Regions from separate parts of the Homo sapiens genome. Here region 2 is linked to region 1. Evidence: read pairs that join two places in POLR2A ChIA-PET (ENCODE). Cell type or tissue: PC-9. All regions are shown on one strand. Each heading gives the region's core, and the rest is flanking DNA. Links, peaks and the distances in the headings are about the cores only. Region 1 has its middle 47 kb from the start of TMEM158. Region 2 overlaps LARS2 (leucyl-tRNA synthetase 2, mitochondrial).

Region 1 (12,627 bases), core at 2,014-10,013:
AATTTCATTTATTTTTGCTCTGATCTTAACTATTTATTTCCTTCTGCTAATTCTGGGTTTAGTTTGTTCTTGCTTTTCTAGTTCCTTGAGGTGTATCATTAGATTGCTTATTTGAAGTCTTTCTACCTTTTTGATATAGGCACTTAAACTTACCTATTAGTACTGCTTTTGTTGTATCCTATAGATTTTGGTATGTTATACTTCCATTTTCATTTGTGTCAATATTTGTTTTCATTTCCTTCTTAATTTCTTAATTGACCCATTTGTCACTCAGGAGCATGCTGTTTAACTTCCATTTTTGTGTAGTTGCTAATGTTACTCTTATTATTGATTTCTAGTTTTATTCCATTGTGGTCAGAAAAGATACTTCACATAATTTCTGCTTTTCCTAATTTGTTCAGGCTTGTTTTGTGGCCTAAGATGGAGGCTATTCTGGAGAATGTACCATGTGTTGATGAAAAGAATTTGTATTCTGTAGCAGTTAGATGGAATGTTCTGTAAATGTCAATTAGGCCTATTAGGTCTAGTGTACAGGTTGACACTGGTGGCTTTTTGTTGTTTTTCTGTCTCAATGATCTGTTCATTATCGAGAGTGGGGTTTTAAAGTCCTCTACTCATATTGCATTGCAGTCTCTCTCCTTTTAGATCTCCCTTTAGATTAGTGTTTGCTTTATATTTTTGGGAGTGAGAGATCAGTCAGTGAGAGAATATAACAAGTGTTGGGTGCATAGATATTTACACTTGTTATATTCTCTCACTGACTGATCCTTTTATCATCATATAGTGACCTTATTTGTCTCTTTTTACAGTCTTTGGTTTGTAGTCTAACTTTATCTAATTATAGCTACTCCTGCTCTTTTTTTGTTTCCAGTTGCATGGAATATATTTTTCCACTCCTTCACTTTCAGTCCATGAATACCTTTATAGATGAAGTGAGTGTTTTGTAGGCAGCATATAGTTGGATCTTGTTTATTTATCCATTTGGCTAGTGTATGCCTTTTAATTGGAGAATTGAGGCCACTTACATTCAGTGTTATTACTGACAAGTAAGGACTTACTACTGCCATTTTGTTGCTTGTTTTCTGGTTGTTTTGTAACTCTCCTCCTTTCTTACTGTCTTCCTTTGTGGTTAAGTGATTTGCTCTGGTAGTATGTTTCATTGCTTTTTTTTCTTTTTTTCTCTCCTCCTCCCTAATTCATTGCTTTTTATTTTTAGTAAATCCTTTACAGGTTTTTGCATTGTGGCTTACAAAAAAATCTTATAACAAGTTATTTTAGAGGGATAATGACTTATTTTAGGTCATAAAGAAAAGAATATAAATTAACAAAGAAAAATGGGGAAAAACTACACTTTAACTCCATCCCACTTTTTTACTCTATGTTGTCTCAATTTACATACTTTTATACTATCCGTCTCTTAGGTTGCCATAGGTATTATTGTCTTAGATAGATTTGTCTTTTGGGCTTCATAGTAGAGTTATGAGCAAATTGTATACCATAATTACAGCATTGGAGTATTCTGGGTTTTTCCATGGACTTAATTTTGTTATTGGGCTTTATGCCTTCAAATGTTTTCTTTTGGTACATTAGTATGTTTTCCTTTCAGATTGAAGAACTTCCTTTAGCATTGCTTGTAAGACAGGTCTGGTGGTGGTGAATTCTCTCAGCTTCTGTTTGTCTAAGAAAGATGTTATCTCTCCTACATATTTGAAGGATAGCTTTGCTGGATACAGTATTCTTGGAGAGCAGAGTTTGTTTTTTTCTTTCCAGGACTTTGAAAATGTCATTCCACTCCCTGCTGGCCTGTATGGTTTCTGTTGAGAAGTCTGTTGCCAGGTGAATTGGAGTTCCTTTATATGTTATTTGCCTCTTTCTATTGCTACTCTTAGGATCTTCCCTTTGTCCTTGACCTTTGAGAGTTTAAATATTATATGTTTGGGTTAGTTTTATTTGGGTCAAATCTATTTAATGTTCTCTGACCTTCCTGTACCTGGATATTTTTATCTTTTTCAAGTTTTGGAAACTTTTTCTTTGAATAAGCTTTATACCCCTTTCTTTTGCTCAGTGTCCTCTTGAACACCAATAATTTTTACATTTGGTCTTTTGAGTCATTTTCTGTATCTGTCAATCTTCATCCTTTTTCATTCTTTTTTCATTTTTGCTCTCTGACTAGGTATTTTCCAATAGCCTGTCTTCAAGCTCACTGATTCTTTCCTCTGCTTGATCCATTCTGCTATCAAGAGCTCTAATGAATTTCTCAGTTTTGCAAATGTATTTCTCAGTTCCAAGATTTCTATTTGATGCTTTCGTTATTTCAATATTTTTGTTAAATTTCTATGATAAATTTCTGAATTGCTTTTCTCTGTTATCTTAGAGATTACTGAGTTTCCTTAAAATGTCTATTTTGAATTCTTGGTCAGATAATTTGCATATTGCCATCTTGTTAGCATCAGTCACTGGTTCCTTGCTTTGTCTGTTGAGGAGGTCACAGTTTGCTGTGTGCTGTTGTTTCTTGTGGATGTATATCTATTCTTTGGGTTGAAGGATTAGTTATTTATTGTAGTCTTATCTGTCTGACTTGCTTTGGATTTTATCAGATATGTTTGCTTAAAGAGTCTTTGTAATTTACCTGTGGATTTTCTTTTTTACTGCTAGGTTGCTGCCTCCTTTTTGATACTAGATGGCACGTTAAGCCTAGATTTGCCTAGGTTCTAGTAAACAATCAGAGTGATGCCTGTCCCAAATGGGGATAACTCCGTAGTGTGGGAAGGCTGCTTAGGGTTTTGTGCCTAGAGGACCTGTGGAATGAACCTTCTACAGCATGGTGCTGCTGAACAGTCAGTCTGATTTGGCATCCTCTTTGGCCACATTACAAAGGGTTTCCAGGGCTGGAGATGGTAGTCCTGTCCCCCTACTTCATCTCCAGCTATTTCAGGGATATTTCTCCCTTCAGGCAGTGGTGATGCTTCTCATGGGTTGAGGCAGGGACAGGTCTACTCCCAGGGAACCCAAGATAGTGGAGAAACTGGGATCCACCTTGATGTCACTTTTTCCAGCGTAGAAACCATGAGTGAAGGGGCAATGTTTTATGTGCTTGGTACTGAGCAGATTAGGGTAAGAAGCATCACAGATATGGAAGACTAAATCTCTTACGGTCTACTGGGAGTTTTTTCACTTCTCTCTGGCCCCAGAAACTGTCTTATCCTTATATTTGAGTTCTGGGATATTATTGGTGATAAGCTTGGTGCTATATATTTGTTTTTTTGGTTTTATATGGAGGAGTAAAGCCAGCTTGCTTCTACACCACCATTTTGGAACGAAAAGTTGAAAGGTTTTCTCCCCTTCCATCTTGAAGGGAGCAAGGATTCGTCCTCAGGTAATAATAATCCACTCTGGATGTGAATTTGCCTTCTATGGCTGTCACATTTCTTCCAGTAACATCTCCAGTAGACTTACTGAATGCTTTACTTCACCATAATAATACCCCATGCCACATTGCATCTCAGCAAGAACTTATTTTAGAATAAAAGAAGTGAGGAAATGAGATGAAAAAATATGGCATTCACAGGTCTTACAGAAGGTTAGAATATTTAATGAAGACTCAGTAACAGCATTCACTGAGAGAAAACGTCTTGTGAGGTTGGGCTGCTATCCTATACAATGAGCCCATGCTTTGAATTAGAAACTAGTGTATGGCTCTGGGTCTCCCACAGGCCAAATACACCAGTCTGGGGAACCAGTAGGTAGAAGTGAGATGGTATCTCTCACTAGTACACATTAGCACTTGCAAATGCTTCATTTCCTATTTGTATTGGTTATTCCATACATGTTCTCCCACATCCATTCTTCCACTTTTCTATTCTGCTATATCTCTGAAGACTGTCTCACTTGGGCTGCCACGCTGACTCGCTTCTCTTTGGATCAGCCAATGACATTACCAGCAGGTAAGCAGAGAGCAGAGGAGAGAGAGAGCTCAGGGTATTTCCTCTCCATTTCCTCCCTGCTTCAGCATTGCATCTTTGTCAAGGGCCACCTTTTTCCATAGCTCTAGCTGCCGCTGGGCAATTTCACCCCAGCTCTGCTCTCACTAGACTCAGGTCACACTATTTCCTCTCCTACTCCTAGACATGGTAATGGCTTCCTGCTGTTTATTAGCCTCTGGGTGCCTCGACATCCATTGTTAGTGTCTTTAACCCTGCCTGCATCTCTTAGAGGTCCCTCAGTAAAGTCTCTTCATTTAAATAAAATGAATTGAATTCTATTTCCAGCTAGGATACATTATTTCTGCAACTCTGTGTTTTGCTGGCTTCAAGTGCCAGTACCCAAGAGAGGAGACAAAAGAATAGTTTTATTGTATTGAAAACTGAGGCTGCCATCTGTCCACTTCAATACTTTCATGCCAAACAGGCTAGAGGTAGGCTGCAGTGACAGGTGCTATTTTATAATAGGGCCTGGGAGCGATTCCACCTACACCACAGGGAGATAACACCTGGTAGTGTTAGGTCTAGTGTTTAAAAAACATACACTAATGGAAGACTTTACTAATCCCATTCAAGGAGGACCACCAAGAACTTAGATTTTTCAAAAATCAGGTTGGGGTAGCTCACTGGGTAAAGAACTCTGTTCAGCTGAGGTGCCCCTAAAGAGAAGGGGGATATGGAATAGATTTTAGAACAAGGATGTCATAAGTCACACATCAACTAAGGCTATGTGAATGTGTTGGGCAGAAACAAAGGCTGAAGTAGCTATTCATATTTTCTACCATGTATGTATTTTAGTTCTTTTTGTTCCTTTACCTATTCCCCTACTGTTTTTATGATTTATTCCCCAGGTAATAGACTACCAGAATGGGATTACAATGGACTCAGAGGAGAAATATGTATCACCCGGACGTAATCTGGCTTTAGAGCCTGATGCAGTACCTGATGATAGTTTGAACTGACTACCTGACCTCTAGACTCCCTGTTATATAGAATATGATTCTTCCTTATTCTTTAAGCTACCTGAACTCAGAGAGTTACTGATGGCCAAACACATCTTAACTGATACACGTATGCTCCACTAAGTAAATGAAGTTAAGTCAATTACACTTGGGACAGTGCTTGGCACATGGGATCCTTCTCACTGTGAATTCTGGGATATGGTTGCAACTGTCTATTCCGCAGTGGGAGAAGTCAGTGGGGGCTTCAGTGCTCAGGGAGGTTTCATGGAGGAGGAGGTCAGGTGTGATGTTCAGCCTGGTTATGCTGAACATCATGCTCAGCATGATGGGAAGAGTCATGCTGTTGGGCAGACCTCTGATTAGAGCCATGGCAATTGTACAACAAAGGCAGACTGACCTGAACGAAGGACAAGGCAGCAATCTTGAGCATGTGCCTCTATGAGAGGGGCTGTGGGTAGTGCAAGCTCAATGTGGAAGGAGAAAGAAGGAATTAGTCAAGTTTATGCCTTTGCTTCTTCATTAGTCATGAGGAATGCTCCCTGCATAGAAGAATCAGAAGTAAAGCAAGAATGAGTTGCTACCATATGTGGTTTCCCTCTGCCCTTGGGATACATAGAAAATAATGTTTTGCTATGAACTAATGACTTGACCATTTTGGCCTTCAAGAGATAGTGGCAGCAGTAGATACAGTTGCTGTCTCATCAGTATCTCTTTACCAGGCCACCACACCCATCCCCCATCTGCAGTGCATGCTGACTGCTAATGACACAGCTGTTTCTTTCTCCAGAGACTTCCTTCTCCAGAGCCACCTCATCCTGAAAAGCCTGAGAGGTTACGTCCTCCCCTAAGGGGAGCCCACAGCCAGTGATGACTGACATGGGGACCTAAAGGCCAAAGGGCTTCCCTGCAGTTGGGACAACTGCATGTGAGCTCCCCACGGGATCAGGCTGAGTTAGACTTCAGCTGAAGCTATATGTTTGCCCAGCTTCTTCTCTGCCCCATTCTAACTCCTCAGTCCCTTACAGGTTTTATCTGGGAGCAGTCCCCCAGTCAATCCTTTTCTCAAGCTCCATTTCTGAGGAAACTAACCCAAGGCACTGCCTCTGGGGCTGTCGAAGGAGGTGATTTCTGCAGAAGAGAGTAATGGAGCTGGCTTTCTGCTTCTTGACCCCTTGCTAATCCCAACACTTTACTGTTTCTGTCGGGCCAGCTCTGTGGGCATTTGAGAAGACTCCGGGGACTACATCAGTTTGATAACCAGGCCTCAGGCCAAGAGGAAATTCAGCATACATCTGCCCACTGCCAGGCTCAACCCACACTACTGCAAGCCTTTGGAGGAGCAGGTGAGCTCATTAAATCCATCTGTGCTGCCTTCCAGCACAGCAGGTATTTTTAACTACATGGCAACTACTGTATCCCTGGGCACCTTGAGTGAGGGCCCGTGACTCACCTGCAAGATTGGCAAGATGTGCCAAAGGGCATCCTTGTTATATTTAGCTAGGACTGTTTTCAGAAGATTTAGGGTTGGGATAAAAAAAAAGTTTCTTGGTTCCAGCTTGTGCTGAGCAACGCACTGAGCCTGAAGCCCAGGGCTGGAGTGGCCTGGCTGAGGCTATTCCTGTTCTCCACTGGCTCCACCGAGGACACCAGGGCAAGTGAAAGGGGGAGGCTGAGTAGCTCAGCAGTACTTCCTAAGGGGTCATGGAGAGTCCCCAAAGGGCAGAGAATGCCCCCAGCATGATCACTGGATGTTGGGGGCTCTAGGAGCACAGACGAGCCTGGTGACCATCATTCAGGTTCTAGTTTTTACTTTTACCAACGTTTCCTTGAGCCAGTTACTCTCCCTGTTTCCACCTGTTTTTCCTTTTCTGTAAAATAAAAATAATACCCAGCTCACAAGGTCTCTGGGGAGTGCCATGTAAGGAATGTGTGAAAAGGCTTTGTAAACTGTGAAGTGCTTGTCAGGCAGCCATTATTAGGGGGAGACTAAAAGAGAGTCCTCAGAGTCTCCAGTATTTGCCCTCCCACCTAGGTGGGGCTGGATGACCTAAGCCAGGCAGACACCTGCGGTGCCCTGGGAGAGGAACCACCTCATAGGAAGCAGCTTTTCATTCATGACTTCAGTCACCATATCACTTTGTTCTCACAACTTTTCTGTGGAAAGGTTTTTCTTTAGGGGTGTTTAATTGAGGCCGCCTGTTTTTGTGTGGGCAGCTACATATCCAGACACGACGGGTTAAAGGTGGCCTATGTTTTGATCAGAAAAAAGATGAATTCTGGGCCTGCTCTGCTGTCAAATATCCTCCTCTGTGACCACTAAGGACTCACAGATACACTGTGTTCCAGCAAAGCCCAGATGCCAGTCGGTGTCTGCAGTGCAGGAGGCTGGCTGGGGAGCTGCAGTTTGGTTCACACTGCTCTTCCCAAAGACAGCTATTTAAGGAGAAATTTTTGCCTCTCTGCATATAGTCAGTAAAAGGAAATGTATTTGCATTTCTCGTAAGTCCTGTGAACCAGGAAGATAGGCTCAAGCAATTTTTTCTTTTGGTGAGTTCCCAAAGAAAAGACCTTGTTTTCATTAGCAAGCAAATGTTCAGCCTCTTCTGGGTGTCCAGCCTTATGCTTGGATGTAAGCAGTGTTTAAATAGATGGCAGCACCCTGGTTCTTGATTTACAAACCACTAGAGGAATCAGTACTGGATTTGGAGCTAAAAGACCCTGGCCAAGTTACTCAACCTGTCTGGGACTTGCTTTCCTCATCTTTAAAATGGGAACTGAAAAGATTGTTATGAGGATGAAATACGCTAAGGGGCACTAAGTTAACATAGAGTTTTAAAGCACTCACTTTGATAACTGACAAACTGGACTACATGTTTCTTTATATCTAGGGCCCCAAGATGGCATATGGGATGGGGCTGGTGTTCAGGAAAGTTTGTTTCATGAGTAAATGAATGAATAAATAAATGAATAAAATATAGACAACGAAACCGAGATTCAGATTGGAGAGGTGACTGTCCAAGATTGTTCAGTACTTGTTAAAAAGAGAGGACTCAAACCACATCTTTTAACTTCTATTCATTTTAGAGAATTTTACCAAGATCTTTATTGTCACAAGATTAAGATTAAGCATTACTACTAAAGAATAAACTACAAGCATCCACAAAGCAGGGTATCTTATCTTCTTCGGTACTGTGTGCTAGTTTATTCAATAAATATTGAGAGGCATACTAGTTACTATGGGAGTTGTGACTACTTAAAAGGAGGAAGCATTCTTCCTTTGCAAATTGGTTTGTGGTAGCAAATGATTACCCCCCTCCCAAAAAGCATAAAAGATAGAATTCTAGTAACAGAGTGAGGAATGAATGAAACCAAAAACCTAGAATGCAGTGAGCTGCTTTTGAGAAATAAAACACAAATCTTAATTTCTTGGCAGCCAAAGAAAAGAAGGAAACAGATTACATTAGTGCCCACTTGACTAATATAAGGAGGGACTGCAGGATATCAGTAGGCAAATTCTCTTATCCCTGAGAGGAATCTGTACTGTGTGCTGGTTTATTTGGAGAAGAATTTGTCCAAAAGTATCTGTATAAGGACATTGAATAACTGGGTAGACAGTGTCTTCTACGATAGTGCCAAGACGTTTCTTCCGTGATCCTTTAGCATTTCAATTCTCAAGAAAAGCCAAAGGGGCTTTGGGTTCAAGTTGAAGGCCAAGACATGGTCCCCTCCTCAGCTCCTTTACCTCAACGTTTTTTTTCTTTACTTTATTTATTTATTTATTTATTGAGATAGATTCTCGCTCTGTCACCCAGGCTGGAGTGCAGTGGTGCGCTCTCAGCTCACTGCAACCTCCACCCCCAGGGTTCTAGCAATTCTCCTGCCTCAGCCTCCTGAGTAGCTAGGATTACAGACACCCGCCACCACGCCTGGCTAATTTTTTTGTATTTGTAGTAGAGATGGGGTTTTGCCATATTGGCCAGGCTGGTCTCAAACTCTTGACCTCAGGAGATCCACCTGCCTCGGCCTCACAAAGTGTTGGGATTACGGGTGTGAGCCACCGCGCCAGGCTCCCTCAACATTTCATGGAAAAGTCAGAAGACATGTGTGTGCCTGTGGAATTGTTGGTTTGTGTTTAAGGAATAAAACTATAAAGGTGCTGGAAAACAAGAATGGTAGCCTGTATCGGGCAGAATGTTCCAGAGAATTCTGGAAGATAGAACACACATGAGTTGCAGTTGAGTTGGCAAAGTGAAATAGGCCTGCAGAAGCTTTCTCCCTCAACTCCTATGGAAATGTCAAAAATAGTAAAAAAAATAATAATAATAAATGAGAAAAATATACCAGTAAGAGTCAGACAAGAGCATAATCTAGTGGCATAAGAACTTAAGTGATGACAGAGGAAAAAATAACTCAGAAGATGATGGAGTGCAGTGTACATACCTCCTACATGTGGCTCTGGTGAGTCAGCAGAATCATGACAATTCTACTCATAGCCCACCCCACCTTTCTGGAGAGAAGCGACATTTTCTTTTCCTCTTTCTATTTGGGGTGGGGAGTGGGAGAGAGAGTAAGAGTGGTGGCAGCAGCCACTGAGAAGATAAGGTAAAACTGGGGAGATAATTTCGCAGGTCAAAAGCAAGGGCTTCAGGACTCCACAGTGAATTAGAAGAGTAATCATCCCTGCTCCAGGCTCTCAGGTTACAGAGAAGTAGATAGAACAAAAAGTACTTGTAGGGAAATTGCTCATGGAATATAGACTGCGGTTATAGCTGTCCACATTCAACATGACCAAGTTAACAGGAACAGCATGGTAACAATGAAAACACTTTACAATAAACAAAAGGAAAGACAAGAACAAAACATGCAAAGGATAGTTGAAGATCATATTCTAAAAGAAAACACAACTCAAAAAACAGAAAAGATTCCTCATGAGTGCTATTTCTAACGAGACCATGAATTTAATAAGAGAAGAACTGAGGCTGGGTGCAGTGGTTCACGCCTATAATCCCAGCACTTTGGGAGGCCGAGGCGGGCGGATCATGAGGTCAGGAGTTCGAGACCAGCCTGACCAGCATGGTGAAACCCCATCTCTACTAAAAATACAAAAATTACATGAGCATGGTGGCATGCACCTGTAATCCCAGCTACTTAGCAGGCTGAGGCAGGAGAATCGCTTGAACCGGGAAGGCAAATGTTACAGTGAGCCAGGATTGCACCACTGCACTCCAGCCTGGGTGACAGAGTGAGACTCCGTCTCAAAAATGAATAAATAAATAAAAATTGCCTAATGATTTTTTTTAAAAAAAGAAGAACTGAAAGGTGACTTGATAAGTTGATAGACTGAAATTCAAATAGATCTTTCAGAACTAAGAAAACAAATTGAGGACCAAAACAATACCATTAAGGAATTAATAAAAATATTACAAACAGTAAGAAACAGGAAATAGAAGGCTCAAAATCAAATTGCCATCATAAAGGAAAAACTTGTAACAATCATGGTATGCAAAAAATAAATACAAAGATATTAATGCAATTAGAGAGAAGATAATAAATATGTACAAAGATAAGCCAGTGCAAAGAAAATTGGAATGCCCGTAGAAGTCAACAATTTGAACATCCTAAAATCTTCCTTCTACATGAAAAATATTCTAATGTGCTAAACACACAGGTGCATATCCAGTTGGCTCTCCGTATTCCTGGGTTCCACATCCTTGGATTCAACCAACGGCAGAGTGAAAATATTTGGGAAAAAATACCCCAATACAACAAGAATAATACAAATTCAAGAAGACAATACAGTGTAACAACTATTTATATAGCATTCACATTGTATTAGGTATTATAAATAATCTAGAGATGACTTAAAGTATATGAGACTCCTCTATAAAGTAGGTATATATTTTTAAAAGTATATGGGAGGATGTGTGTAGGTTATATGCAAATACTACCCCATTTTATAGAAGGGACTTGAGCATCCTCGGATTTTGGTATCTGCGATGAGTCCTGGTCAATCCCCCATGGATACCAAGGAACAACTGTGTGCATTGGTTATACACATACCTATATGCATGTGTATATGTACATATATAACCAATCCCCTGAGGATATGGAGGAGATATATGGATAGATAGATATAGATATAGGTATAGGTATATGCAAAATCTTCATAGCAATGAAATGGTCTGCAACAAAGCAAAGTAAGAGAATCACCTGTGATTCAGAAAAGCAGGAGGAACCTGAGCCTTTGAAGGTAAACAAAGACCAAGCCAAAAAGCACTTCACAGCTTGAGATCATCTTTAGGGAAAAGTAGCCTAGGATTTTTTTCATAGGGAAGCAGATAGTAAGGGGAAGAGGTAGGAATGAACAGTAAACCAAGCCTTAGACCTGAGCAGTAATAGATCCAGAGCCACAAAATTTTGCACAAATCCAAGCCTCGGAGGGGGTTACACTTTCAGGAAAGGGTGAAGTTAAGGGTATCCTACCTAGCAGAGGCTGACTTCAAGAAACAGTGACTCAGAATCAGTTCTGGCAGAGGAGGAAAAATGAAAACTTCTCCTGAGATTTGAAGGCAAGTGGCCAACCCTCCTCTAGGTGTGATGTCTGAATGTACACTGAAATATACCAAAATATCCCAAGATAAGAATTTAGAAGAACCTAGGTCCACAGTGCCCAAAGCTCCTGACGGAGGCAATCATGTACGCACAACACAGCCCTCATAAAATTCCTACTGGAAAAGTCCCATCATAAATGAGCTCATAATGTAAAATCAGAAAAGGCCCAAGTAAGCAAGCCATCATGAGTAAGAGTCAAAAGAAAAAAAATTAGAATTATTAAATATAAACTATGATTTTAATACGATTAAGTAAATAACAGAGATAATTTGAAAGTAAGTAAGAAGCAGGAGCTTATAAAAATAAGCAGACATATTAAAAAGAACCAAACAAAGCTTCTGGAAATAAAGAATGTAATAGAAATTAAAATATCTGTAGAAGAGTTGAAAAGCAAAATAGACACAACTGCAGAGAGAACCTGTAATTTCAAACGTAGATCCAAAGAAAATACACAGAATGCAGCTCAGAGACAAAAAGATATGGAAAAGTCTGGTTAAGAAAATTAAATGATGGAGTGAAAAGGTCCAATATAGATCTAATCAGGGCTCCAAAAATAGATAATAGAGAGTGCGATAAGAGGTAATTTTCAAAGATATAAGAGCTGAGGGTTTTGCAGAATTGAGTAAAGACATAAATCCCCATATTTAGAAAGTTTTTGAAACTCCCAGACAGGATAAGTCATAAGGTGGACATACTCAGACACATCGTAGTGAAACTACAGAATGTCAAAGACAAAGGGATGATCTTAAAAGAAACCTGAAGAAAAAAAAGACAGATTACTCACAAAGGAGCCAAGATAGATCAAATTTGACTTCTCAACATCAAACATAGAAGCCAGAAGAGAGTGGAATAATGTCTTCAAAGTGGTGATAGAAATAATTGTCAACTAGATTTATAAGCCTAGCAAAACCATGTTTCTAGAATGAGTAAAATAGAGACATCTTCAGTAACGTAAACAGTAAGAGAGTTTGCCACTGACAAATCCTCACTAAAGAAACATCTAAGTGATGTACTCCAGGAAGAAGTAAAATATCCTAGAATGAAAATCTAGGATCCAAGAAGAATAAGCTGAC
Region 2 (12,627 bases), core at 1,906-9,905, 200 kb before region 1:
CTGTCACCCAGGCTAGAGTACAGTGGTGTGATCTCAGCTCACTGCAACCTCTGCCTCCCAGGTTCAAGCAATTCTGGTGCTTCAGCCACCCAAGTAGCTGGGATTACAGGCACATGCCACCACACCCAACTAATTTTTGTATTTTTAGTAGAGATGGGGTTTCACCATGTTGGCCAGGCTGGTCTCGAACTCCTGACCTCAGATGATCTGCCTGTCTCAGCCTCCCAAAGTGCTGGGATTACAAACATGAGCCATTGCACCTGGCCTCCACACTATCTTTTCTCAAAGAAGAAATGTGTATTTGCAAATTTTGCAATTATAATATGATGTTACCAGGAGGCTGGGAGGTGAGGGGTTATAGAATAAAAGTCACTAGGTAATATCTAGAACTGGTGAATCAAAAGACAGCAGTATAGGCATATACGGCACATGGACAGACATACAGATAGGGATGTCTATGCCAGAGAAACAGCAGGTGGCACAGACTACCAGTTGACCCCTGTACCTGCTTCCTCTTCTAACTCAGCAATAGAATGTTGAGTTGGACACATGGCTAGTGTGTTTAGCTAACGAAAGCACTGTTCAGCCTCCCTTGCAGCTAGGTGTGGCCATGGAGGATGTGCAGAAGCAACTGCTAGGTCACGGCCTCAAAGGGAAGGAGCATGCCCTTCTCCCCACCCTTCCCCACTTCTTACTTCACTGGAACGCAGATCAAGTGTAGACCAACTTAGAAACACAGAGAAGGACAGGACTCTAGAAGGGCAGAGCAGGAAGACAAGACAGAGGATAACTGCCCTAACCACCTCACAAAGTAGACTTTTCACACATGCTCAAGAGTTTCATGTAGGTAGAATAAACTCCTGTTTAAGCCTCTGTCATAGCCACTGAACTTGTATCCTAAGAAACATATACCTAAATAAAAGTGTTTGGTTAAGGAGGCTGCTTTTATTGTTCTTGTTATTATTAGTACTCTTTGACTTTTCATATAATATACATATATCACTTGGACTTTAAAAAACAAATTAGTTTTTAAAAAGAGATGAAAATTAGAGTGATCTTGAAGTATTATCATTTTATATCTGATAAGTTAGCAAAACGTTTTAGCAAGGTGACACTAATGTTTGTGAAGTTGCTGTGAAATGCATACATCATTGGATATGGCACTCTATATAGCCCTCTCAGAAACCATGTAGAAATAGAAATAGAAAATAGAAAAATAGAAAAATGTTTGTAACCTTTGACCAAAAGAACCCCACACTTGGGAATATCTCCTAAGGAAAATTCTATGAAGCAAAGAGCCATGTGGACATAAATGGTCACAGCAGTTATCTCCATAATAGCCCCAAACATGAAAAAAGCCCAGTGTTCAACATGATGGGAAAGACTTAGGATATTAAGGTACATTGAGTTGATAGGACATTATGTATGGATTAAAAAACAATTGTGAAGCCCGCATGAAAACACAGAAATGTTTTCTGATAGCATATTAAGTGAAGGCCAGAAAATAAAGAGGCAGAAGCAGCCTGATTTTTAAGATAATGTGGGAACGTGAGTTAAAAAGTAACATGACCATGTGCAAAAGAATGAAGTTGGACCCTTACTTCATGCCATATACAAAAATTAACTCCAAATGGATTAAAGATCCAATTGTAAGATCTAAAACTATAAAACTCTTAGAAAATAAAATACGTATAAATCTTTGTGGCCTTTTATTAGGCAATAGCGTTTTAGATATAACACCAAAAGCAAAAGCAACAAAAGAAAAAACAGACAAACTTAATTTCATCAAAATGAAAAACTTGTGCTTCAAAGGGCACCATGAAGACAAACTCTCAGAAGTTGAGAACAACTTAGTAGATTACGTATCTGATAAGAGACTAGTATCTAGAATATATAAAAAATGGTTAAAATAATAAAAAGACAAACTAAAATTAAAAATTAAAATGAAAATGAATTTTTTAAAAGGGGCAAGAGAACTGAACAGACATTTCCCCAAAGAAGACATATAAATGGCCAATAAACACATGAAAAGATGTATCAGGGAAATGCAAATTAAAACTACACTGAGGTATCACATCATATCCACTAGGATGACCATAATCAAAATGACCACAGACAATAAGAAGTGTTGGTAATGATGTGGAGAAACTGGAATTCTCATACACTGCTGGTGGGAATGTAAAATGGTGAAGCCACTTTGGAAAATAGTCTGGCAGTTCCTTAAACTTCATGGCCCAGCAATTCTACCCCTAGGTATATTGCCAAAGAAATAAAAACATACATCCACACAAAAATCTTTATTAATGTTCATAGAAGTATTATTTATAACTATAGTAAAAAAGTAGAAATAACCCAAATGTCCATCAATTAATAAAATGGATAAATAAAATGTGGCCTATCCATATAATGGAGGATTATTTGGAAATAAAAAGGAAAGAAAACATTATGCTAAGTGAAAGGAGCCAGACAATAAGATGACAAATATTATATTTGATTCCATCTACATGAAATGTCCAGAATAGGCAGATCTACAGAGACAGATGGCAGATTAGTGATTGCCTAGGGCTGGAGATTAGGCAAGAATTGGGGAGGGATGACTGCCAGAGGGTCTGAGATTTCTTTTTGGGATGATGAAAATGTTCTAAAATTGACTGTGGGGATGGTTGTATAAATTTGTGAATATATTAAAAACCATGGAATTGTATATATTAAGTAGGTTCTTATATGGTATGCTCAGTTGTTACAAAAGAAAGTAATATAAAAAAATGTAGTGTACTGCTTGAAAGAGTTGAACTGCTTCTTATTACATGTAAAAGTTATATTATACCAGTTTCTCAGTTAGGACAAAAATTGGTCTTTGAACTTAAATATTAGCAGATTTGCAATGAATGCACGGTAGCAGCTCGCATGCTATACCTGGTCAAAATCTATTTCCTAGAAACAACACAATTAAAATCCAAAGTTCCTGAATAGGTCTCTAGTGTTCTCCATATTTCTTCCTTCCTTCCTAATTACTAATGTGTTCAGTAATCACTCCTGTGCTAGTGATGTGATGCAGGAATCTAAGAAGGTGAAATCAGAAGAAACTGAAGCATTTCACAATAGTAGTTAGATAACAGCAAAACACTTTAGTAATTACAAAGGAAACATTCCAGACAAAAAGGTATCTGTCCTTTGCCCTCAGGGCACCCACTGGAAAGAAGGCAGGTCTCTCACACCCTCTGGAAAAACAGACAAATGACTTACATTTGGTGTTCACCAAGGCGGCAGTCCATATAACTAGTTTCTAGGGATACTGCATGGAAACAGGGCTCCGTGGTCAACTGGGTGTGACAAGAGTGCCTATGACTTCCTCTCTCAGACAGTCACAGTGCACATTAGCACAGCAAAGGTTCTGAGAAGTCCAAAGCAAAGATACCTGTTTTTTTTTGTTTATTCCAGATTTTTTGAGCACAGAAGCTTTTCCCTTCACATAACATCAAAGAATTCTACTTGAAACAGTTTGATGGAAAACCAAACCATTACCCCAGAATTACAGATCTGCTCTCACCCTTTGTCCTCACCCCATATGGATACTATGGAGACAAGGACAAAACAGTAGTGAGCAATTAATTATTATTTAATGACCTGGGGCTTCCAGGGAGGCTCTTGCTCTCTAATGTGCCTGTAATGTGTCAATAACAACAGAGTTCCAAGTTGTCCTTTGGAGAGACCGCATCTGCCCTTTCAGCAAAAAATGCATTGTGTAGATAGTTGGTGACTCAGAGCTGAAGTGTGTGGTTCCAAAGCCCCAGGGTTTGAATATTTTAATATTAGGAATGCAAGAAAAGATTTCAGGAAAAGACAGAACAGCTTCTAGAATTCTGATCATATTTCCCCATTGATGCCTTTTATGGCTTCTAGTTCCTATCAAGTGAGAGCTTACATAACATGACTTAAGTCAGATTTGGTCAGCTGAGAGAAGGAGGCGACGTCAACGATTATGGAAATAAACTAAATTTCAAGAGCTCTAGGGGAGCACCTTGCTTTTTTTCCTCTCTTAAAGGAATCTGTGCCAAATTAAGGATGCTAAGCACAAAACAGTACATTTAGTCAATAACATCGGCAACCCAGTTGGCCAGCTAGAAATCAAGAAATCATCCAGGGATCCTCCACCCTCGCAGCCTTCCACAGACTTCTCAGACCTGTTCCCTCCCTCCATCCTGATCCCTGCTGTTCTGGGGGCCTCGCCATCTCTTTCCACAATTAATGGGGTCAGCCAGCCTGCCACTCTAGCATCACCCTGGCCACATGTGTCACTCTCCTCCACAGGGCCCCTCAAAGCTTCTTCTCTACCCACAAGGTCCTCCAAGACCACCTTGGCTGACAGCCCCAATACAAGCTCTGCCAGGAAGGCTAAACTTACAAAGCTTACGTGACCTTCCTTAAGTCATATGGATGGCTCTAGGACCAGAATCTTGGTCATCTCAGGCCAAATCAGGAGCCGATATGTAGAAACAAACTTAGCAACTACAGGAGCTCATGTTTGAGAATTGAAACTCCTGCAAGTGATAAATTTAGTCACAACTGTGTGCTGCCATGACACTCGGTGGTCACTGCTTCAACACAAATCATCCTTAAAATCTGACATTCAATGAAAAAAAATGAGGTGGTCAGCAATGGTAAATGACAGCAGTGATACAACATCCTGGTTTAAAATGTAATCCCAAAGGCCAGAAGAGGCATAAATCATACATTCCTAGGTAATCTGAATTCATCTTTTGGGAACATTGTATTACACTCAATGCACTGTACTGGCCTTCTGTGACTATGATGTCAAAAATCCAGGGACGTGATGTGCAAATTAATTTAGAGATTTTGAATATATTGACATCTGCAAAAAGAGTATTTCTACTCTGAAAATTAGAATTGGAAAATTTTACTGCCAAGTGTAATGTTCCATTTGGAATAATTTCAGAGATTATTAAAAAGAGGGGAGAAAGTAACTAATGAGCCCTTCAAATGGAACATTACACTTGGCACTAAATTTGCCAAAATGAAATGACTAGGCCAGGTCAGGTGTGTCGATATCCATGTGTTCATGAAAACAGTGCTGTTTGCGTGTACTAAAAAAAATTTCTCCATTTCCTACATATGAAAATGTTTTGAATTTATACAGTGCCTTTCATCTCAGGAACTCCATCCTCTATAATTTGTTAGCTCATTAACAAATCATAGCTCCCCTATTAATAGTACCTTATTTTCATTTGTGTCCCCAAATTTAGCCATAAGAGAAAATGTAAGGGCTAGAGATGTTTACATGTTTTAGTTTTTCAATTTTAGATATTATTCAGCCACCATAGCCCTCAAGGAATATCAAATTGCTCATGAGAGTAAAACTATGAGATTTCCCTTTAAACTAAACAGTTGAAACATATCCAGTTTTTCTTTTGAGCAAGGAAAGAAAATAAACCTGAGAGAGACAGCTATATTGGGCTTTATAAGCATGCATAGAAATTTTAACTCAAAAGACTCTTTTCTCTATTTCAATACATATTGCAAAGAGGTGAAACTGAGAGGTGACATCTGCCTTGTGTGGGGCGAGTGGCATATGCATCTGGCTGTCCTCTGTTCTGCCTCTCTGGGGCATCCAGTTAAGACTGGAATGGCTCATCTATGCCCCACCAAGAGTGCATGCAGCAGGCTCTTTAGAAAGTGCTCACTGATTTGAATCCGGCTTTAATGGTCTAAGTAAACAAAGTCTTAAGCAGAGAGAAATTGGGATGACATTGTCTATCTCTCCAACCTAGTATTAGGAAATGTTTCATTCTGGTCATTTCAGAGATGGCAACTTAATATCATCATCCAAAACATTTTTTTAGTCAAATGCTATTTCAGACCCCAATAATTCAGATTGTATACTTTGGGTTGAAGTTTATAGTTCATGAAAGAGAATAGGGATGAGATATTTGTGGAAATATTTAAATTACTTCAGAGACTTATTTCTAACTTAGAATGGATTTCTTTTTGTCTACCCAGGCTTCATATCCCCTTATCTGGTAAGAGCCCTCAAGTTTGTTTTGGAGAGCTCCCCCTCCCTCCCTGGGGACAATCTTTGTGGTCTACCAAGGAAGGTGCCTGGCCTCTCTTTGCCAAGAAATAGGCTGGGGGCCCCAGTTACAGCAGTCAAACACCTTTCCCTGCAAGAGGAGTCTTGAACCAAGTGCTTCAGGCACTGAAGGCGGTGTTAGAGTAGAATTACTGACAGTGGCACTCAGGGGACTGTCTGTGAGTTCCTGTTCTCCAAACTCTTGGGGCTGCACTCTCCAAGTCCCCCTTCGGACTGCCTCTTCAGCTGTTCCTCTAGCAACGGGCTTCCCCACAGCCTTCCAATGTGTTCTCCTTTTCCTCTGGGTTAGTCAGAGATGGAATCTGTTGCTTGCAACCACAGAATCTTCAAATCTTCACAGACCAAGTACAACTTGATATGCCGATTCTAGGTCAGCTTGATCCATTCATAAAGCAGGTATGTTAAAACTCTGTATGGAGCAGGACACTGCTCAGATGACCACATGAATTCTTTAAAACAATAAAATTGAGTTGGAAAAGTTTGCTCTCATTCTTACTGGCTTCCCTTTGGTCTCTGACAGTGTAGTTTTAGTTGATGGTGAAATTATAAATTATGAGAAGATTCTATTCCTAATAGAATAGATTCCTATATCTTCTCCTAATTTATAACTAGGAGAAAAGAACTTTAGATTATACTGAAAGGGAGAGAGCTGAGCTTTCAATCAGAAGCTCAAGACACAGACAAACTAGTATCTCATGGAGAAACCAGAGGTAATAAAAATATTTTCAGAGCTCTTTTTTATCCTCATGTTTCAAAATAAAAACATAAAAAATCAGGCTAAGGCAAAGAACAACCCACGCAAGATGACATAGAGGAAAGGACCTTGAACTCTGGGAGGCGCCATCCAAATGTAAGGTAGCAATCCTACCACCTGAGCCGTTAACTTGCCAGCTCACCTTTGCCAGGGACAAGGGCCATCCTCAAGGCTTCCTTCAGAGAGCTGTGCCCATGTAGGAGTCTGTGGCTGGGCGAGATGGCCACGTGGGAGGTGCCATAAATGGCTTCAGGGGTGGCCGTATAGGCAGTCAGCTTTTCGCCCGTGGCTTGCCCATGAACCTGGTGATAGGAAAGAAGAGTGATGTCATTTCTCAGTCCTCCCTTTGGGCTGTGTTGCTCCCTAACTGTATCCCCTTCCCCTTCCCTCCTCATTCCCCAACAGTGACCACAGCTCTGACCACTGGGCCAGGGGTGTGGGGATTGAGATGGTGCCTGGAAGAAGCTGAGAAGAGGATCACAGTTCCTCTTTCAGAAACACCCCCTACCACTTGCCCCACACCAGGCATGCAGGCATTCCCAAGTTGAAGGTGGTCCAAGAATGCTCAGAAAGATACTTTCCTGGTTTTTCTGGCTCCTTTGTTTACAAATCAAAAATAACTATTAGTGTTATAGTGTTTGTGTTCTGAGAAAGAAGCTATATTTTCTTCAAGGATATAAGGGTACGGTAAAAAAAAAAAAAAAAGGCATCTACTTTTCTAACAAGAAAAACAGGTGCCAAGGTTATTACTGCTTTGAAGAGAGAAAGGATGGCCTGAGCTGAGTTCATGACTATGAGTCCCTAGAGCTGGTTAAAATGCCTTTTAAGGAAGAGGCACACATTAGCCATCCACTGAGTGCCAAATAATGTGACAGACATGGAGGACACAGAGTGGACAGGTGCTACTTCCTTCATGCATTTATTCAAACACATTGACAGAGTGCCAATAATGAACTAAAAGACAGTCTACCACTTGGCCTAACTGCCAATTAGGTGTCACCTATGGAGCCAGAATTGGGGACACAGAGGCATAGATGTGGTCTACCCTGTAGGACTGAGATGCTTCCTTCCTGAGACACTATGTTGCCCCATCTTATTTTCAGGTGGTTCCAGGAATGGAGATAAAAACATGTTCACAGTAAAATGTTGGGCAAAGAAGAAAGTGTAGAAGATATTCCACACACAGTAGCTGACAGGCCCAGAGACCCACACCGAATGCTAGTTAAGAAGCAAAGGCCTTCAACATGAGGACCAGACTCAGGCAAATGCAAAGGCCCTGAAAGAGATGGCCTTGCAGATTTAAACACAAGTCACAGCAGGACTGAATTTCAGAACTCTCGCCACCTTCTTGGGAAAGCGGTAAGAGGAAAAGCTCAGTCCAGGATTTGTATTGAAATGTTTCCAAAGTACACACTCCCTTATGGGAGGCTTTCCATGTTTGCAGTTGGAGTAAGTTGGATCACTTTTGTGAGGAGGCTGCACAGGGAATTATAAGCTGAGTGGCAAGCGGCAGGTGCTTGCAGACACCAGGTATGGTTGTCAGCAGGCAAGAGTCTAGAAAGGAAGGCCAACTTTGTCTCAGCTGCTGCTTCCTCCTCCTAAAGGTTTTGACGGGGACGAAAGTGAGGGCAGGTTTGACGCTAAATGAACAGAGCAGAAAAGTCTTGATGACAGAAGGAGAAATCAGAAGGATAAAAAAAGAATGCCCAGGTAAAAAAAATATCAATAGAACAACTCTCTAGTCAGTAGAGACAAAGAAGTTTTAGGGACCCCTTCTAGAATAGGTGGGCCTTATGTTGTGACCTTTCAGCACTGTTTCCACAGCAGTTTCAAACACAATCCCTAAGCTCTAAGTCTATCTAGTTTTGAAATGATGTCACAGTTAGCTTCTGCTTCCCTGGCTTTTAATCTGCTTTGTGACATGAACCCCTTTGAGACTATAGTGAGAGTAATGGACCCATTGCTCAGGAAAATGCCCAAACATTTTGCACATAAAACTTCAGGGAGTTCATGGACCCCTGAAGACCCTCTGTGTCTGTGCTGTCCAATATGGTAGCCAGTAGCAATATGTGGCTATGAATCATAGCACTTGAAATATGGCTAATGTGTACTATAAATGTAGAACACAGATTTCAAAGACTGTACTAAAATGTAAACTCTTTCTTTAATAAATCATTTTTTATTGAGCCCATCTTTAAATGGAATCATTTTGGTTGTAATGGGTTAAATAAAATATGTTATTGAAATTCATTTCACCTGTTCTTTGCACTTTTAAAAAATGTGGCTACTAGAAAATTTAAAATTGTACACGTTTGGACTGTGGTGCTGTGGAGTCCCAAGTTGCTGGTTTACTCAGTGAGTCCCAAATGTAGAGGAGATTTGTGATCATGAATTGCTGGAGCTGCTATTACTTAATCACCTTTAATGTGAAGTCCAGGTGGCAGCCCACACAGTCCCCAATCCAGTGGGCTTGCATGCCTTTTATTCCATACCATTCTGGAAGGTCTGCCAACGCGTCCTGCATGGCCTGTGCAAATGAAAGGAGAACAAAGAAGTAGAGGCACAAGGCTTATTTAAGAAAAAGCAAATGATTTGCAGCTTGTTAAGGTAGGAAAAGCAGGGACACTAAAGAAGATCCAGGATTTAGCTCTCTCCTTGTTCACTAAGTCAGAGGAAGCCAGGAAAGGTTAGAAACAGATGCATTCATTATGACTCAGTTCAGTGAGATGGGTTTGACCGATTTCGCTGTCCCAAGGGAGTCACGGTTTCACGGAAAGAAGAAAATTAACAAACAAAGGTCATAATTCACATCTTTGGCAAGTGTGTCTAGTACATTCTCTCCCATAGTCTAGGAACTAAAAAAATTAAGTTCAAGTTTATGAATTTTGAAACCCTAAGTCATTCATGAGTGTTCCACAACTAAACAATATCATACATAGGACATTATAAATTTTATCTTTGCATTTAAAAAGTATTAATTTTATAAATATATAAGGGAAACATGACATTAATTTGTATAAACATTTGGCTACAGCACAAAGATTCCTATGTTAATGTGTGATAAAAAAAAAAAAAAAACAACAACAGGCCAGGTGCAGTGGCTCACGCCTGTAATATCAGCACTTTGGCAGGCTGAGGTGGGCGGATCACCTGAGGTCAGGTGTTTGAGACCAGCCTGGCCAACATGGTGAAACCCCGTCTCTACTAAAAATACAAAAATTAGCCAGGCGTGGTGGTGCTTGCCTGTAGTCCCAGGTACTTGGGAGGCTGAGGCAGGAGAATTGCTTGAACCCTGAAGCAGAGGTTGCAGTGAGCCGAGATTACACCACTGTACTGCAGCCTGGGTGACAGAGCAAGACTCTGTCTCAAAAAAAAAACAAAAAACAAAACAAAAACAAAAACACACACACACACGCACCCAAAGCATCTTTCATATTTGTCATCTATCTATGCAAACTATTGCTTTAAAATAATTCAATAGGCTATATACTTATATGATCACCCATATTTCATTTTACAATAAAAATGAAAAGCAACAACAATGACAAAAACATAACTGCTAAGTTTGTTATTGTGTAGGCTGCAACTCTTAATCCCACAGTGCTCCTGATCTGAATTCAGAAAGTATGGCACAGGGAAATGTTGGCCTGTGATCTCTATGGCTCTAATGCAAACTCTGATTTTTCTTTATATTCCACACAGGGCCTGGCCCAAAGCCTACAACTGTGCCTTATCTTGGGCAAATGCTCATTAAATTACCATTTAATTCCCTGTACTCAAGGGAGAGAATTAGAGAGCAGTACTACAGAAGCAGATCCCCAGGCATCTGGGAAGGGAAGTAATAACCTTTGCAGAATACTTCCTAAGTACCAGGCACTTTTATGTATGTTGCCTCATTTAATCTTCACATCAACAGCACAAGTCAAGTAGTAATACTCCACATCCCAGATGAGGAAACAAGTCTCAGAACTTTTCCCCAAGTCACTCCACAAGTATGGGATAGAGCTGTGGAAGCAACACTTGAAGCAAGATGTAGCTGACTCCCAAGTCCATATTCAGTCTGATACTCTGCTATGCAATTACTACTTTATAACAACAGTTCTTAAATTCAGCTTTCCCATATCTGTATTTCAGATGGCTTCAGCTTATCATACTCTAACTAAAAGGCATGTATTAGAGATCCATCTGCTTCTATTATCTTATTTATATTTTTATTTTATTCCTAGAAGGAAGACTCTGGTCATAGAGCCATGGGGCTGACATTGTCATCAGAATCCTCTCTCTTTATAGATGAGGACAGACAGGCCCAGGAGAGAGCAATCTGCCCCATATCACTCAGCTAATTGGAACCAGGCCTGAGACCACTGTACTCAGGTCTCTTGGTTCATTACTCGCTTGAAAGGGGACAAACTTGCCACCACATCCCACTCCCTTCCCCACTGACACTAAGGAGTATAACCAGTCATAGGCTCAGTACAGTTTCAGAACACTGTAGGGTGACCCAGAGGCACAGGATCAACTGGCTTAAATGCCACACCAGATTGAGAGGCTGGAGATGCTGGTACCAATGGCAGCAATGGCTTAACCAGACCATTTTGGGAAAAGATTGTGGCTGTGCCCTTGTTCTCCCCTAATTTCTGCCTGAGCTTGGATCCCCGGCATTCTCATTCAACTGTGAGTAACCTGATTCTCTTCTAATCAATTCCTCCTTGGCTTAAGTTAATCAGAGTAACTTTATGTTGTTTGCAACCAAGTTGCCTAACTAACATCAATGGATTATAAAAGTTTCAACATCCTGATACATATATATCTATATTAGCTGATACAGTAATGCCTCGATGTCATTGTAGCAAAAGTAGATCTTGAATATGTTAATTATATACTAATATGTTAATAAACAATTAATCTTCTAATAAAATTAAGTACTCTAGAATGCTTTTCAATTTTTAGAGCAATGTAGGGGGTCTTAAATGTCAACGAGCACGCAAGTATATTATAAACTTTGAAAATGACCAATAGCTTTTCCTCTCCAAAGACCAATGAGGCTCCATTTAACTTCCAAGCAAATCCATATGTGGTCTAATGGGATCTGATGTCTTTCCATCATATCAAATCCACATTACATGATCTGAAAATTGGCTCAATCTCCCTGACTAAGTCCAATTCTGATAGCACTTTACGTCCATTCCTTTACCAGCATTACCGAGCCACTAGTGTATTCACCCTCTCATTGTGCTTTTTCTTCTAGATGTAATCGTCAAGGCTGGGAAACTTCTTATGGAGGTACCTTGCTTAAAATATTCAGATCTTGATGAGGATGACAGATTCAAATAGGATGAAATGTGAATGTTTTCATATGCTAATTCTGGAACAATGCCTGCTTAAAACCTAACCAAATCTATGAATATTGTGAAAAACCAAAAGAAATTTTTAAAATTAACTAAATGAAATCAACATCTCGAACAACTCTGCAAGCTCTTTTCGGTCCCCACTGTATAATAAACACATGATTCATGACTGTTTTCTGATGAACAGGGCTTCAGAAAGTACCTTTTCCAATAGCTGCTGATAACCTTTCCTTCAATCCTGGGCTGGCCCAGAGCAGGGCTCCACCAGAATAAGATGTGAGTAGTTACGGTGCTACAGCTGTTTAAAGAGCTATTTTTGTTTTTTTGGGGTTTTTGTTTAGTTTATATCCTTCTTTTTTTTTTTTTTTTTTTTTTTTTTTTAGTGTTGTAATTACAGTGATAGATGGTATTCGCCT

What was found. Peaks named below come from ENCODE experiments on the same cell type or tissue, not always from the same donor. Only the 100,000 strongest peaks of a DNase experiment are listed, where the experiment ranks them.
Region 2: POLR2A ChIA-PET joins it to region 1 with 5 read pairs; 2 of 35 experiments call an interaction of 5 or more read pairs at or near these places.

What each region holds. Positions count from the first base shown.
Region 1 is chr3:45,266,960-45,279,586 of GRCh38, reverse strand. No RefSeq gene overlaps it. Among named protein-coding and RNA genes, the nearest start is that of TMEM158, 47 kb to the right of the region's middle. RefSeq lists an enhancer at 5,243-6,442. In PC-9, for the core only: no CTCF peak of the experiment used is centred there; DNase peaks (open chromatin) are centred at 5,486, 5,756 and 6,356; H3K27ac peaks cover 2,865 bases.
Region 2 is chr3:45,471,006-45,483,632 of GRCh38, reverse strand. It overlaps LARS2 (leucyl-tRNA synthetase 2, mitochondrial), which reads right to left. Exons shown (of 22, transcript NM_015340.4): 9 at 9,283-9,390; 10 at 7,006-7,165. LARS2-AS1 (LARS2 antisense RNA 1) reads left to right here. Exons shown (of 4, transcript NR_048543.1): 4 at 1-938. Among named protein-coding and RNA genes, the nearest start is that of LARS2-AS1, 32 kb to the left of the region's middle. In PC-9, for the core only: no CTCF peak of the experiment used is centred there; DNase peaks (open chromatin) are centred at 3,162 and 3,802; H3K27ac peaks cover 2,256 bases.